Linked DNA regions of Homo sapiens: all the other regions are linked to region 2. Evidence: chromatin contacts called from ENCODE Hi-C or POLR2A ChIA-PET data. All regions are on one chromosome and are shown on one strand. Each heading gives the region's core, a stretch centred on a gene start or an enhancer-like site at or near the end of the contact. The rest is flanking DNA. Distances are from core to core; before and after follow the strand shown.

What was found. A loop is a pair of places that touch in the nucleus more often than their neighbours do. ChIA-PET counts read pairs that join two places held with the same protein, here RNA polymerase II (POLR2A). Pooled maps may share reads with other maps.
Region 1: a map of Calu3 shows a loop between it and region 2 (7-fold over the local background). The contact joins two enhancer-like sites. A Hi-C loop is called at or near these places in 2 of 168 maps with a recorded cell type or tissue (Calu3 and MCF 10A) and 1 of 50 pooled maps. POLR2A ChIA-PET finds 5 or more read pairs at or near these places in 1 of 52 experiments (AG04449).
Region 3: a pooled map shows a loop between it and region 2 (2.6-fold over the local background). The contact joins two enhancer-like sites. A Hi-C loop is called at or near these places in 2 of 168 maps with a recorded cell type or tissue (PC-3 and PC-9) and 1 of 50 pooled maps. POLR2A ChIA-PET finds 5 or more read pairs at or near these places in 3 of 52 experiments (BJ, PC-9 and Panc1).

The regions. Positions count from the first base shown.
Region 1 is chr2:160,431,100-160,434,709 of GRCh38, reverse strand. All of the region lies in intron 1 of RBMS1 (RNA binding motif single stranded interacting protein 1), which reads left to right. Among named protein-coding and RNA genes, the nearest start is that of MIR4785, 25 kb to the right of the region's middle. Within about 2 kb of position 1,954, at least 3 of the 41 ENCODE cell types and tissues checked have a DNase peak (open chromatin) inside an H3K27ac peak, as active enhancers do.
Region 2 is chr2:160,750,808-160,754,221 of GRCh38, reverse strand. No RefSeq gene overlaps it. Among named protein-coding and RNA genes, the nearest start is that of RBMS1, 260 kb to the right of the region's middle. Within about 2 kb of position 1,546, at least 5 of the 41 ENCODE cell types and tissues checked have a DNase peak (open chromatin) inside an H3K27ac peak, as active enhancers do; they include PC-9, where a contact is called at or near this core.
Region 3 is chr2:160,401,492-160,404,928 of GRCh38, reverse strand. The region is part of intron 1 of RBMS1 (RNA binding motif single stranded interacting protein 1); the gene reads left to right. Among named protein-coding and RNA genes, the nearest start is that of MIR4785, 4.7 kb to the left of the region's middle. Within about 2 kb of position 1,473, at least 8 of the 41 ENCODE cell types and tissues checked have a DNase peak (open chromatin) inside an H3K27ac peak, as active enhancers do; they include PC-9, where a contact is called at or near this core.

The DNA of each region.
Region 1 (3,610 bases), core at 705-3,204, 320 kb after region 2:
TGTCTAATAGGGTAGCCACAAACTCTATTTAAATTTAAATTACTTAAAAATTAAGTTTCTTAGTTATGCTAGCCATATTTCAAGTGCCCATTAGCTGCATGTGGCTAGAGGCCACTGTATTACTGCAGATGTAGAATATTTTCATCGTCACAGAAAATTCTAATGGATAGCACTGTTAGAGACTTCTTTCTAACCTGTGCGTTGCTGTTTTTTTTTTTCCTTTCTGTCTCCCTCAAAGGCTCTTTCTTTCATGTTTGTTTGTTTTGGGTGAGCAATGTGGGGGGAAAAGGAGCTCACACTCATGCCCTATTTTTTAGTAGTGTTGATGAAATAGTTGGTAATTGGATGGACTGAAACTATTGGCTAGAGTAAGATTTTGAAAATATTTTTGAATTTAATATATATGTATTGCCCAAAGCAGTAGTTGTAGAGGTTTTTATTTGTTTTTTAAATGGACTAGAATCCTGTATCAGCTAAACACTTCTCATGAACTAGTGACTACAGTTTTTCTATTGAATGTTATTTCATTACTTTTAAACGTTTTATTTTATAACAAGCTCCTTTACTACAGTGAAAATTCAGCTCCTGTGCTCATATCGAAGTCATTTGACTAGTATATGCCCTTTTCTCAATTTAAACACAATTTCTAATCCAAGATCCATTCAGATCTTGATATGCCAATTAAAATATTGACTTTAAACAAAAGGGTCATAAAAATGTGAGATTAAAATGATTAGGAGCTGAGTCCTTATCACATAATCCAAAGTAAACGAGGATTGCACAATGCCATACTTAAGAGGAAGCGCAGTTCAGTTGCACAGACATGTTCCTAGATATTCCAAACTGCTTTGAAATTATAGTGCTTTGTGTTGAAAGATTGATATTAAAATATACTTGGGAATTAAAATTCACTTTATGAAGAATTGTTGCCAAAAGGCTTTAAGATAGCACTGTGAAGACATGATATGAAAAAGAACAGTCTCCAAAGCCAAGCCACATTTCTGCAGATCAGAATCAGAAAATTTTATGTAGGCAGTGTGGCTTACCAAATGTGTCTTTCATAACGGAAGCCTATTTTTCACTTTAACATTGACATACTGTATGTAAATCCAGGAATCAAAATTATACCTCAGTGTCACTTAATGTTTGTTATTTGGACCAAATTTCACTTGTTTTAATTGTGAAGCTAAAAATGGAATTTTGTTGCTGAAAACTTGAATTCAGTGAACTCAAGTTCTCATAACTGTGAACAAACTTGTTTTAAAGTTTTTTTGTGTTTTGTTTTGTTTTTTTCTGGCGACAAGGTCTCACACTGTGGGCCAGGCTAACGTGCAGTGGCACAATCTCGGCTCATTGCAGCCTCAACTTCCAGGCTCAAGCGATCCTCCTACCTCAGCCTCCCGAGTAGCTGAGACTATGGGTGTGCACCACCACACCTGGCTAGTTTTTGTATTTTTTTGTAGAGACAGGGTTTCACCATGTTGCTCAGGCTGGTCTTGAACTCTTGAGCCCAAGCGATCCACCTGTCTTGGCCTCCCAAAGTGCTGGGACCACAGATGTGAGCTACCTCACTCAGTCTAAAGATTTTTTTTTTTTTTAATATTCGTATCAAAACCAGTGAGAGTAGGTGCTCATCCCGGAGATGTGACCAGTTAGCTAGAAGCCAGGAACCTCAGAAGAGAAGAGTAGCTCGTAACTCAGCTTGCTGGATCCAACAGGATGAGAATTCCCTGAGGATTGGGCAACTAGGGTGATTTCCCAGATCTAATTCTGCTCTGTTCTGGGTAGTTGGGCAGGCTATGTAGTATATCCGAATTCCAAACCATTAAGTGAAATGCTTGTTATTAGTGATACCCAATCATTGTTTCATGACACACCAGTGTGTCACAAAGATTTCCTGCAGTGTTGGCAGTGAGCCTCACTTTTCCCAAAGCTCTGGCTCCTTCTCTGACACATTGCCACCAGGTGGCCTGCGTGACCTTTACTCCCTTTTCCCCGCCCAAACATCTTACATTCCTTATACCTTATATCTGGATTTAAGAAAAGACTTCTTTTGGACAATTGATTTGCAGTTCCTAATCTGAGTTCTTACACAGTTGCCAAGCTATTATTGCTGCAAGGAGTTAAATCGGTTTTCACACAGTTCTAATAGTTTATTGTCAAAATGTCATTTATTTGAGTTAAGCATTGCCAATGCCCCCATTAAACCACTGTTTCTTTTATTTCCTGGAGTTTGGAAGGCATTCGGGAATACCAAGTGAAAAGGAAGAGTGAAGAACAGAAAAATGTTAGTGGGATGGCAAACACTGTGAACATTGCTGTTTCTAGTGGGCCAGAAAAATGTATGTATAAATCTTCCCTGTTCTTAGAGGCGCTTTCAGATTCTCCTCCACAAAGCTTCCTATGGTCACCATTTAGAGTCAATCCCCTTTTCCCTGTTCTCCATGGTATGTTATTTAGTTCTCTTCATATTACTGGATCAGAGTCTGCTTTACCACTTGGTCATTTGTGCATGTCTTTTTCTTACTGAAACTGTCAGATTCTTCTTTGTATCTTCAGAAGTACATATAATATAATGTAACATATGCAAGTTTATATGTAGACATACATTTTTAAATTCTTTAAATATAATAGATTCATGTTCAATAAATAGTATTGAATACCTATTCTGTACTATACAAAACACTGGTGATAAAACAATGAGCAAAACAGGCACAACCCCGTTTCTCAAAGAGCTTTTATAATGAGGCAGAAAGGATGGACATTAAATAATAATTTAGATTGCAGCTTTGTGAGTCCAGAAAAGGAGATATACAGTATGCTATATGAGGGTTATATAACAGGAAGACCCAGCCTATTCTGGGGATTAAGAGGGAAGATTTTCTGGTATAAGTAATTTAAGCCGAGCCTTGAAGAATAAGTTGGAGTTAACTAGGCAAAGAGGTAGAGAAGGAGCATTCCATGCATAGAGAATAGCATGTGTGAAACATACTGCTGGATTGGTTGCCTTGCAAGTATAAGGAACTGAAAGTCCAGATTACCTGGTTCTTAGTGGTGAGGAAGACAATAGTGCAAGATAGTACTGGAGAAATAAGTATGAGTCAAGTCTTGCAGAGATATGTGGGCCATGTGAAAGATTTGGTTCTTTAGCCTAAGATTATGAAACAGACTTTGGAAGGTATCAAGTAGAAGATGCTTAATCTACATTTATCTTAACAGCCTCCCAGTAGATTCCTGGCTTCCAGCCTCTATAACTTAACATTTATACTTATTGTTCTCATTTGCATTGTGACTGCTGTGGGAAACGAGGAAGTAGCATGTCTTCTGCAGGTAATGAGAACCTTTGTACCAAAAGATAGTGGGATGCTTGCTTCCTCAGAAAAGAATCTGGCTAGTAGGTTGATTCGGTCTGGATCCAAAGCTTTCAAAACTTGAATTTTATTCTGTCTTGAATGTGGACCACTTAGTTTATTCTGAAAATCTGATTTCTAGCAGATTTTCAGAATAAACTAATAAATCCAAGAATGGCCTGGGTTACCTAGGCAATAGTCTAATTTTATTAGACTATTTTATTAGACTATTGCCTAGGTAACCCAGGCCATTCTTGGAT
Region 2 (3,414 bases), core at 297-2,796:
ATATAATATTCAAAGGGATATTTGTTGATAATTTTTCAGAGTTGATGAAAGATATGAATCCTCAGATAGCAGAACATCAAAGACAATAGGAAAATCCTAAAAGCAAACAGAGAGAAAAGACTACCTACAAAGGAAGGATTAATTTCTTGGCATAGAGAAAGGAGAATGGAATGGGAATAAGCATTTAGTTGTATCTGTAATATTTTATTCCTTCAAAAAATAATCTGGAGCAAATATGAAAACATGACTGTAAAATAAGTGTGGTAAGTATAATGGTGTCTGTTATATTATTTTCTTACTCTTTTACCTGTTTGACATGTTTCAGAGTTAAAAATTAAAATACGAAAAGTTGAAAAGGAGTAACATTTATCAATAAAATAGTGTTTATCACAAAAACATCTATTGTCCCATTTCCATGGACCAACTCCCCATCCCAGGAAATAGTAATAAAATAGAAGTGAGGGGGCTCATACTGGTATTCAGCTTGGAAGAGGCTTACCAGTTACCTTAATGATGGCAATATTTAGATCAAAGATTGTCAAACTATGACCCTGGGACAACCACCTGTTTTTATAAATAAAATTTTATTGATACACAGTATACTTATTTGTTTATATATTGTCTGTAGCTTCTTTGACTCTATAACAGTGGAGTTATTAATGATTATAAGCCTAAAATATTTACTACCTAGCCTTTTAAGAAAAAGTTTGCCAACCCTTGACTTAAATGATGCTGTTTCTTGTCATTTCCCTTTAATGAGTTAGCAATGTATTTTTAACTGAAGTCACACATTTACATAAGTTTCAAGATAATAATTAACTAAGTTTAAAGGTCTTAAATTCATACATAGGAAAAACTTGAGGTAAGAGTAAAAACTGAGAAATGCTAAAATATCTTTGAGTGTTTATTTAGTTGGATTTTTCTACCTTCAAGATTCTCAATAATCAAGCAAAACTGGTTTGGGTAACATGAAAGTTCAAATCAGTCATCGGATTTTGCAATGTGACCCAATTAATCTTGTGTGTATTACACTTTCCCATAATCCCCACTTTCAGCCAAAGTTACACTAATTTTATATTGGCTTAGAAAGCAGGAGAAAAAAGTATTTGTCTAGGCTTGTATTTTTTTAAATTCTCTTTCCATACATATTTTAGTTCCTAAGAGCTGGAAATACTGGCTCTTCATATATTTAAGATGCCTGAAAATTATATTTTTATGCTATTTAATACATATTGTGATGTTTGAAGAGAATGATTCATCACTTAGTCATGACCAAAAAGAGAACTGGAGTTTTCACCTCAGTGTTTGCTTAAACCTCAGGAAATCTTTTTTTCTTTCAATTGGAGAAACCCAGATTTTATTTTTTACTAAAGACTGGAGATTTTACTGATTTAATCACTTGTCAATAAAAATAATAATAGCTCCTTTGAAGACACAAATTATTACTTGCCCCAGATATGGCAAGGAAAATTACCATCACTTTACTCCTTCCAGTCTCTCTGTCACCAGATTCTACCTCCCCTCTCTGATCTTATCACATTCTTTGGACTTGCTCTTTTCAACCACAGCCTACCCTGCCCCCATCCCTCACCCATCTCCTACATATCCTTGTAGTGAATGCCTGTTTAGTGCCTTTTTTACAGCTTTCCGATGCTTAGTTCCAACCTCACCATTATCTAGTGGTCATTCACAAACGGGTATTAATTAATTAGTTAATCTTTATTAAATATCTATAACCTAAAATGACCTTGCCCCTCTCTAAATTTCTACAGTTTTCAGTTTAAAAAACAAGAGCCCTAGATTATTTTCCATTTGTTACATGAAAATAAAACATTATTTCTTCTGCAAACTCTTTCAAGGTAGGAACAATGTTGCATGTTTTTAAAAAAATAGCATTGAAAAGACTCAAACAAGAAAGAGAAAAAATAAAAGCCGCAAAGGGCATCCCAGACAATGTGACGAAGAACCCGGTACCTGCTTTAATACTTACTGGTTTGCTGTTTTATGTATCACATATATATTTGCTATTTGAAGATAAAACTACTTGTTAAATGTCGTACTTTTAAAAAATCATTTTACATTAGGGAGACATACATTGAAATCCGTTATATAAATTTGTTAGGGTGGAATAAGCCTTCTTTAAACACAAATCAAGTGCAGAAAGAAACAAAAAGCAAACAATGCAGTGCCACTCGGATTCTAAGTCCATTAACATAGTAATTTATAGTTGGATTTATCTTCTAAGGGCTTGTGGAATTGAGCCTGAAAACAGGCAAGTGTGCATAATTGTTCTTTTTCAAGCCAGAAACTATTTTTCTTTCTCTTTGAAGGTTAAAGTCAGATTTGTAACTTACAACTTAAGCCTCTTTACTATTTTTCCTATTTTCCATGGAATGATTCACCAGTGTTTCACACCGAAGGAAAAGGGTTGGAGAGAGACTCGACTTTTTGTTTTATCCATCAGATTTTCTGAGGTGTTCAAATGGGTAATTTCCAAAGAACAACACTGACAGTCCCTAAAGCCAGTAATAAATTAAATTGTAAAATTATGTTTGTTTGTAGAAAGCTTATAGATTCTTACAAAGCCCTCACCTTGTACGTCAAGCCACCTCCGTCCCATTTTGCCCTCTATTTCTTTTCCTTCACCCCTGCATAGAGCTCTTGGCTCAGTTTTGATCTGTAACTGCCTTACATTGGAATAGCCTTTCAACACACATTGGCTGTGCTGTCCAAATAATGGGCTTTCCAACTTTTTGGGTTTTTTTTTAACAAAATGTCCAGAAACTCTGTTTTGCCTTTTGGGCAGGATGTCAGGGAAGGCAGGTGGTTGAAAGGAAGCCTGGAGATGAAAGAGATAATAAAAAATGTGCTCACATTCTGGTACATACTCCTACCTTCCCAGGACAAAGACAAGTTTGGGAGTTTTCTTTAAAGAAGACTGGTAATACGCTAATGGTGCAGCAAGTCTGTCCCCAAAGAGTGGAAGTGAATGAGACCTGGGTATTTTCCATGGAATGATTCACCAGTGGTTCACACCGAAGGAAAAGGGTTGGAGAGAGACTCATGACCATAATTCATACTGAGGTCTCTTTGAAGACAAGAAACCTATTTTTTCATCTTTGACTCTCCAATAACTTATAAATATTTGTTGTATAAATATTTGTTTAATGATGATTGAATGAGTTTTTATTCTGAGCTTTGCTAAATAGCACCAATACTAAATTCTATGTGTGTTCAAGTGACTATATTAGAAGAGCTGTGCATATTTTGTGTGTTTGTGTGTGTGTGTTTGTACTGACATAGAAGTGGCATGAGTGGGGAAATAAATATGAATAGGTAGGCTTTGCAACTGAAGTAATTTCAACCAGAGAGCACAGAAAGTGATTATCATTGATTATTAATGGATGTGCCTAT
Region 3 (3,437 bases), core at 224-2,723, 350 kb after region 2:
TGCCTGCCTACATGTACTGCTCAATAGCAACCCATAGAGAACTTATCTGCATCATAGCCCATCACCCTTCTAATCTCAGAAGTCCAGTTTAGGGATTCCTCCCACCTTTTTGGGGAGGGAGAACTTGTGAGCTAGGAGGTGAATGATGAAGCAAATGGATGATACAGATGGTAAGTTTGTGATGTTTGGAAGCAGCATTGATATAAAAATGTGGCTGTACTGAATGATTGTACAACTCTTAAAGCTTTCTACATTTTACATATACAGTCATCTCTCAGCATCCGAGGAAGATTGGTTCCAGGATGGCTCAAGGTCCTGATATAAAATTGCGTAGTATTTGTATATAACCTATGTACATCTTCTCGTATTCTTTAATCTCTAGATTACTTATAATACCTGATACTATGTAGATGCTATGTAAATAATTGTTATACTGTATTATTTTCAAATTGTTTTATTGCTATTTTTATTGCTTTTCCCTGAAATATTTTTAATCCACAGTAGGCGGATGCAGAACCTCTTTATACGGAGGGTCGACTGTGTAGGAGTGAGCTAGTTTCAGTTAAAGCAGCGGTGGTTGGTACTCATCTCTCACCTGCCCCCACGTAGTGTAGCTAGGGCATCAGGGAGTACTGATCTCTGGCATCATCTGGGATCAACAGGATTTTCCTGCCTCACAGGCCTGTGAGCACATTAGAAATACACCTGCTCAGCTCAAGTCAAAGTGAGAAGCTTTTGAATGGAGTGATAACCGAGTAGGCAGTATCTAAATAAAGATGATTGGTTCAAGTCTCAGTGGACAAATGTGTACGTTCTATTACTGTTGACTGTGACTTTGAAGTATATGGTGTTCATTAAGCAAATCCAATCTGATCGTATGAAAAGAGCACCCCAAAAACCAAAATGAAACCATTTATCAGGACTTTTGTAGCTATGAAAATATTTTAGTGTGTTTTGAAACAAAAAAAGTGATTTATACTCAAAGGCTTTTAGATATAGAAAATTGGTATTTTCATTTTTCCTTTGTGTTGTTTCTTGAATTCTTTTATTAGCTACTCCTCTTCCTGTTTCCTTCCATTTTGGAACTGCTTTCTTGAGGTAGCTAAGTTACAAACCAACCATACTTTGGTTTCTGCACATCGTGGCATGTAGGAAGGCCTTTTTTGCTAAGCAGTATGTTGTCCTAGTGGTTTCCAGTAGGGTTTTGGAGGTAGGGGAGTGAATGCAAAATTTTTCTGCATGTGTGTATGTGTGTGTTTATATCTGTGTGTGTTTAATGGTCTTGCCCTCCAATAGTTGTACTTGTTAAATGTTGCTAACTTTTGATGAGGGAAGTACTTATCTTCCCAGTTTAAGTAGATTTACATAGTTTACTGCCTTCTTCAAGATTAACTGGGTGTAGCTGCACGTGAGGAATTCAACAGTGATTCAGTGTTTGGCCTTGTTTAGAGGATGACATACAAAGCTGTTGATTAATCCTCTTCAGGCAGTTTCTGTTCACAGCAATTTGTGTTTAGTAGATTGGGTTTTGTTAAAGTTTGAAGATTAAACTTGTGCATAGAAGATATTTAAATGAACACTGCCTGAAACAGTCCCAATTTGTTGTTGTTTTAAAGAAAGTAAACGTCTTCAAGCTACAGAGATTGGAGGTTTAGTGGAGAGTAGCAGAAAGGTAAATTGGTATGTATAAGTAAGGTATTGGCCCATTTTTATGTTATGTTATCTCTGTGTATTTGTGGTCAGGTAGGATCTATGAGTCATGATGATGATATTTTAAAATCTACCCATACATAGCCATTTGAAAACTGTACAATTCATCGTGATTGTCCACTTTTTCTACTAGGGACCGTTTTGGCATCTCATTACATGTTCCATAGTTCACTTCAGGTTTTGAACATACTTCTAGTTTTTTACTTTTCCTTATTTTTAGAGATTACTGTCAACTGGGCTCACCATATATTAGTACTTTTATTTTTGAGACCTTTCTTAGGAGGGTAAGAGTCTATCTGATCCAGGTTTCTGAGAATATATTTATAAAGTACTCACCCAATAAATAAATATTTTAAGGATGTATAAACCTCAGTCATATTTAATCTTCATAGCATCCATATAGAGAAGGTCTGGAGTTTTGAGGCAGTGACATCTTAAGTGGCCTACATGGTGAAAGCTAGGTCCCTGGAGTCAAGGGCTGTGTCTGCTACTAGGAAAAAGAAAGCCCGTCAAGAACAGCTGTGGCCTCACTACACTTCCCTTTACTTGGCCTCCCAAAGACATGTGGCCCACAGTGTCCAGATTTCAGATGTGGGAATTGTAGCTCTTGAATGTATTAGTGTTTTTTTGTTTGTTTTATAAAGGCTTTCACAGATGACATACTAGACACTGAGTTAAATTTGAATTTCAGATAAACAGTGAATAATTTTTTAGTATAAGTATGTCCCAGATTTTCATCACACTGCATTTTTGAATTTGCTAAATCTAGCAGCCCTCTCTCAGGGAAATCCAATTCGCTTTTTAAAACTCATTATAAAAAAAATCATGATAATAAGACATACTATTACTTTTTCCACTGAAAAGTTTGCCCCTTAGCATATTCCTTAGGCCCTGATAACGCACGTTTCACATTTTACCTCCTTGAACCATTTGGTCCATGCTTCCGCCTGCACTCTACCTAATTGAAAGACTATGGCTTAAGTTGTGGCTCTACCATTTGCATGCTTTTTCACTTAACCTCCCTAAGTCTGAGTTTCTGCTAAGTAAAGATAATAGTGCCCACTTCACAGGGTAGTTGTTAATCCTTCTAAGGTGCTATTATTAATGTCCCCACAGAGCAAGCAACAGCGGGTGGTCCTAGGAGACTTCTGTGTGGTCTAGGGAGACCTTGACACAGTCGCCTAAGAATGGACCGTGTTTACAGCCTCTAAGAATGGACTGTGTTTAGAATGAGGGGCAGCCTGAAAAAGGGTAAGGACCTGAGGTTGAAAATGAAATTCTCAACCACATTTTTTTAAAAAAAGAAAGTACCAAGAAGTAGAAAAGTGGATCCCACCATATTTTTAAACAGTTGGTCATGGTTTATGCCCTCGATAGCAGAATTTGCTTCCTCTCTGGGGAAGACTTTCAATCCTTTCTTCTTTATTTCATGCAAATATATTAGGAAGGTAAAAAGAGCATTGATCATTCTTATCAGTGAAAAATGCTACTTTTTAATTTGCTGGAAAACAGGTTTGATTATTAGTATATGCACAATTATTTCCTGAATTCTTTCCTTTGTCTTGTTTGTGTATTTGATTTTCAAAGATATCGTCTTTGCATTACTCAGAAAAATAAACATTTTTTTTGTCCTTGGACATCTGTAGGTGTTTAGTGGGTGTTTGTTTTTAAACTCGCATCTGTACAGAATGCTTTGCTTAACACATTCTAAAATCTTGGTGTAAACT